Regions from separate parts of the Mus musculus genome. Here region 1 is linked to region 2. A link is a loop called in an ENCODE intact Hi-C map of the cell type or tissue named here. Cell type or tissue: left cerebral cortex. All regions are shown on one strand.

Region 1 (2,500 bases), 180 kb after region 2:
TCCTTCCTCTGGTTGTGTCTGATCTATCCTTAATTCTTCTGCTGACCCTTGCCCTTCCCCACGTCTTCTCAATAAACAGTTCTCATTTCTTCCAGGATTCAACAACTCTAGCTTCCAATGACATTATAACAAGACCTCAGCCCAATTCCAGAAAGAAATCCAGAAACATGAATGGATTATCCTCCTGGGCCAAAACAGCAACCTGACAGTTCAGCAAGGAGAACACCTCCCCTCCCCCCCCCACCCCCGTCCCCGTCCCCAAGCTTGACCCCCTGTCAAGGAATGCAAGATGCAAGGAATGCTTGGACAATTTTCAGTCCTACCCAAGGGAGCCTCCCTTTAGGAATGGTTGGAGAGACTGTCTGCTGATTGTTAGAGTCCTCATTTCAATGAAAAGCAGCTACTGAAACTTTACCCTTTTGCATGCTTAAAAGATGTAAGGAGCGAGTTCTCTCTGGGGGGCAAGTTGAGGCAGGATAGTGTAGCAGCAAGGCCAGAGACTCAGTCCACTCTGTCTGAAAAGAGTATGTTGTGTGTCCCTTCCCAGCAGGGCAACAGTTCATCAGCAACTAGTATTTGGTTGGGTACCTGCTCATAGAAAAAGGGGGGCCAGTGTAAGCCAGTATTTAGTGCAAAGAGGACAGGTGGGGCCCTTGAAACAACCTGTCAAGGGAAAGCTCTCATTACCACCTCATGAATATGCATGAGTAGGGATATTTGTCTAAACTGAAGAGCCTGTACCCACATGGAACATCCAAAGTAAGTACGTTTACAATGATGGGGTTTGCACAACATCCCAAGTTATGCGATAATCCATCTGCCAGTCAAGCCAAGGGGCCACCCAGTTTCCACCCCTGGGGATCAGCTCCTTTCCCACCCCTAAACTCAAAATAAAAAAATCTTTGAAAAAAAAACAAGTAAGGAACTCAACAGCTGTCTGGCTAGATCCTGACACTGGGCTTGCAGCAAATCTTCTCTAGTGTTTCTTTCTCTCCTAACAAAACCATTATCAGTTGTGTATACTTTCTCGATTGTTTGATAAAGTCTCCAAGAACCTGGAACTCGGCAATCACAAAACTCCGCAGTACCAGCACTGCTTGTCCCCCCTGAGACTGGTCCCTTGGAGTGAGGCTCCAAAGACTGTTCTGAGTTAGGCTCTAATTGTCCATCCATGCAAAGCCTTGCCAGTCAGTGGCTCAGACTCTGAGCAGTTATGGTCTGATCACCAACGCCGCCATCTCTAGCACACCCCCTGTGCTCCTGCCTCTGTACAGTGTCTGAGAGCAGCTGCGAGTCCTGGAACACTCCATCCGGAACTTAGTACATCAGCCGTGGCCCACAGTGAGAGAGAGAGAAACACCCACATCACGGCTGTGCATCTGGAAGCAGAGCCGCTCTGTGTTGTGTGTGTTGAAATAGCCCTTGCTCCTTAATTTTGTGTTGCTTGGGGTTATGTTAAAATTAGTATGTCCAGAATATAGCAGTGAGGAAAGATGGCCCAGAAACCTTTTTTAGACAGGAAAGGGAATGCTGGCCTGCTTTTCTCCGTGTGCAAAGAGACAGATCACAAAGTGAACCAGAACTGACAAAGACGTGTATTTCTTTGTTGCTGTCTTTTTGTGCCTGGCAAGAAGGGTCTCCCTACAACACATTACGGTCACTTTTCTCTAAGGGCTACCTTCCTGCATCCCTCAGTGTCCCAAATGGGCTTTCAAGGCTGTGGCTTTCCCAAATTCTGAGTCCCTTGTGCCCTCTAGGCCACAATAGATACACAAGTCATTGTATAAAATCTCCTGTTTTTCTTTTCGTCTTCCTCTTGCCCCACCCCCACCCCCACACCCTTCTAGGGACTCGTTCAAATGCCCTTGGGAATATCTCCAGCCTCTGGATGACAGTGACTACTGCATGAGGGTGACACCAAGTTATGTGTGCTGCTTAACAACTGTTTGCTCACTCATTGGTTCTCTCCTTCCACCCCACGGATCCTGGGGAATCAAACTCAGGCCATCAGCCTTGGTGGCGAGCGCCTTTACCTGCTGAGCCAACTCAACAATCTATGCTTCACATTTCTATCAGTGTTATGATTTCAAGAGTTTGCTGCTGAAGCTTCTGGCTGCACAGAGCACAGTCACCTCCCAACCTAAGAGGTCGTCTTAGTTAGGGTTTCTACTGCTGTGAAGAGACACCATATATATACACACACACACACACACACACACACACACACACACACACACACACAAATACTGTGGTGGTCAGTCTTGTCACCTTGGCAAGATATAGAAGTCACTCTGTCAGTGAAGTTGTTTCTACCAAGGGTTGACTGAGGTAGGAAGACTCGCCCTGAATGTAAGCAGCGCCATCCCACAGACTGAGAGGAAAAGGACAGAGCAAGCCGAGTACCAGCATTCTTCATTGCCTGCTTCCTGACAGCCGGTGCGACGGACAGGCTGCCTCACAGTCCTGCTGCTCACTCTCACTGCCAAGAAGACCTAAGCCA
Region 2 (2,500 bases):
AGAAACAGTGTTCTCCCAGCTAAGTGCTTCTTCATGCCTCCAGCAAACAGATATTCACACATACACATTCACACACGTGCACATGCGCATGCACCCACGTGCACATGCACACACACACACACACCAGCTCAACCCAGCAGCTGTACACCCTGGACTGAGTGACAGTCCTCTGCTGAGCTGACAGCTCTTATTCTGTACAGTTAGAGATGGATGATCTTAAATTTCAACAAATTTATCTTCCATTGCACTCAAATATGGGGTAAGGCAACCGTGGCAATCAAAAGTGTAGAGAGATTTCTCTGTTAGAACGTTCTAGAACAGAGGCTTTTCAGAAAGCCTGTTTTAAAGACCAGAGACGAGCAACTCAGAGAATGGGAGCTACTAGAAGAATCATCCAGAGGGAAGGTAGCAGTGCTCAGTCTCCTAGGGGCAGATTGGGTGCCTGACCAGTGAGCTAAGGCCTATCAAACTGGCCTGTGGTGTTATTCTGACATTCTCGAGCATTATCAACAGCAGAGGATAGTTAGACATGCTCATCCAAGACTCCCAGGCTTAGCAGAAGTACACATTTAACTTTCAAAAGGAGGTATCCTGCTGGAGGCATAACATAGTGGCAAAGTCCTAGCCCTGCATGGGAAAGGCCCTGTGTTCCATTTCCAGCACCAAAATAAAGATAAATTTGAAACACTGTGGAAAGTGTTGCCACATCCAGTAGGTAATTATGTGTCTCTTTGTACCGAGTAGTACCAGACAGGCAGAAAACCTAGTTAGAAATAATGAAGGCATAAACCTCAGGCAGGTAGTTCAGGAGTCAGAGATGATCCCAACCAACACAGACATCCAAAGCCAAGCCTCCTCATGACTCTATGGGTGACAAGGACTTGTCACAGTTAGCACACCCCCTGGCTTTGTGTAGTCTCATTTGTGTTGGAGCTGGGCCTTGTTCTCCATCTTCAGGGCAGCCCACAGAGGGAAAGCAAGCTATCCAGAGTGTGTGTGCAACAGATAAGCAAGCAAAAGATGGAAATGGGACGCAGCTGGACGCTCGACTATTTCTCTGCACTTTCCAAACTCCCCCCTTTCTCTCTCTAGGAATGGCTCTCAAGGAAGTTTGCCCTTCTCCCCCAGAGCAGTGTGCCCTTTGATCTGCTGAGGGTACATATCAGGCTTGAGACGTGGGCCCCACACATCCTACTCAGTCAGACACTCAGTGTCGATGGACTTCCCCTTTGCGAGGAAGAGAGTTGCCGCCATGACCCATTCCACCGACTGATAAAACCGGAGTCGGAGTTCTGTCCCAAGATCCCAGCACCGATGCTCATATTTTCAGAGTTTCCATGTCAAGAAAATCCCACAGACCTTAGTCATTCCTCACACATAGGTCTACAAATATATCTTTCTCGTGTGCTCTAAACAGCAAGTCTTTTGGCCCAGTTCCCTGCATCCTCCTCTCTCCTTCCTTTTCTGAGGAAAGCTCTTTGCATAAGTATTCTGTTGCCTGAGCTGTCACAGGAGGGATTGGGGCATTCCCATTAACTAACACTCAGCTAATAGGGATACCAGCAGCCTGTATTTGCTGTTAACTGGGTTTCACACTTTGGAATAAGTGAACGATGATATAATTTACTTATCAACTACCCATGTGATTTAATTTATTCTGGTGGGTCAGAAGACAGGAGACATCATTGTGAACATAAATTACTCTCTTCCCAGCGGGTGCCATTTTTAGAGTGTTCTATTTAGTAACTTTCTGAGGAGCAGAGTGTTCCTAGAAATGTGAGTCTGGACAAAAAGGTCAGAGAATGACGGACCCGTGTGCTAAGTGGCCTTCATCTCTCTCACTTTGTGGCCAGATGTCCCACTGTGGCCCCCTGAGCCTGGCGTCCCCATTTAGCAAATGAGAATTACTTTCCCCTACGGAGCTGCAGTAAAAACGAATGTGTGGATTAAAAAGACTTGGAGGATTTAATTTCAGAGGTAATTGCATTTAAACTTTAAAACAGGTGTTCCGATCAGAAGGACTTTGGCCATTTGCCTGAGATGCTGGGACAAAGCAGTGGGAGGTTGTGGTGAAGCCGTAACTTAGGCTCATAAGTATCGACTATTCCACAGCCCCTCTGTTCAGCAAAACGCTCAGCTCCAGTGAATAACTATTCGTTACCAAATTATGATTAAAAGCCCCTAATTAAATATTCCACAAAGTAAAAATAACAACCTCCTTAAACGTGAATGCTACCATACTTACTGCATGGCTGTGAGTCTCGGGACCGTTGTTCTGCCATTGAGTACGTATACGTTAGCAACCCTTTGTGCAGGTAGGGTAGAGTCCCCAGGATATGGCGAATATCCTACACCCACCATAAGAGATCATGTGGTTGTCACCTTGCACGAAGTCATCACTTCTGGCCAGAGAAGTAGAGCTGCCAAGGTGCATAGCTCTTCCTTAAGCTGGGCCTTCTTGGGAGTCCAAGTGACATGAGTCTCCACAGCGCTTGCCCCC

What was found. Hi-C counts contacts between places; a loop is a spot of excess contacts. Peaks named below come from ENCODE experiments on the same cell type or tissue, not always from the same donor. Only the 100,000 strongest peaks of a DNase experiment are listed, where the experiment ranks them.
Region 1: a loop joins it to region 2, with 12 times the contacts of the local background. A loop is called at or near these places in 2 of 42 quality-filtered maps.

The regions. Positions count from the first base shown.
Region 1 is chr6:127,839,047-127,841,546 of GRCm38, forward strand. No RefSeq gene overlaps it. Among named protein-coding and RNA genes, the nearest start is that of Gm46976, 10 kb to the right of the region's middle. In left cerebral cortex, no CTCF peak of the experiment used is centred here; DNase peaks (open chromatin) are centred at 1,346, 1,969 and 2,435; H3K27ac peaks cover 535 bases.
Region 2 is chr6:127,662,021-127,664,520 of GRCm38, forward strand. The region is part of intron 16 of Cracr2a (calcium release activated channel regulator 2A); the gene reads left to right. Among named protein-coding and RNA genes, the nearest start is that of Gm38900, 63 kb to the right of the region's middle. In left cerebral cortex, no CTCF peak of the experiment used is centred here; DNase peaks (open chromatin) are centred at 965, 1,422 and 1,974; H3K27ac peaks cover 2,354 bases.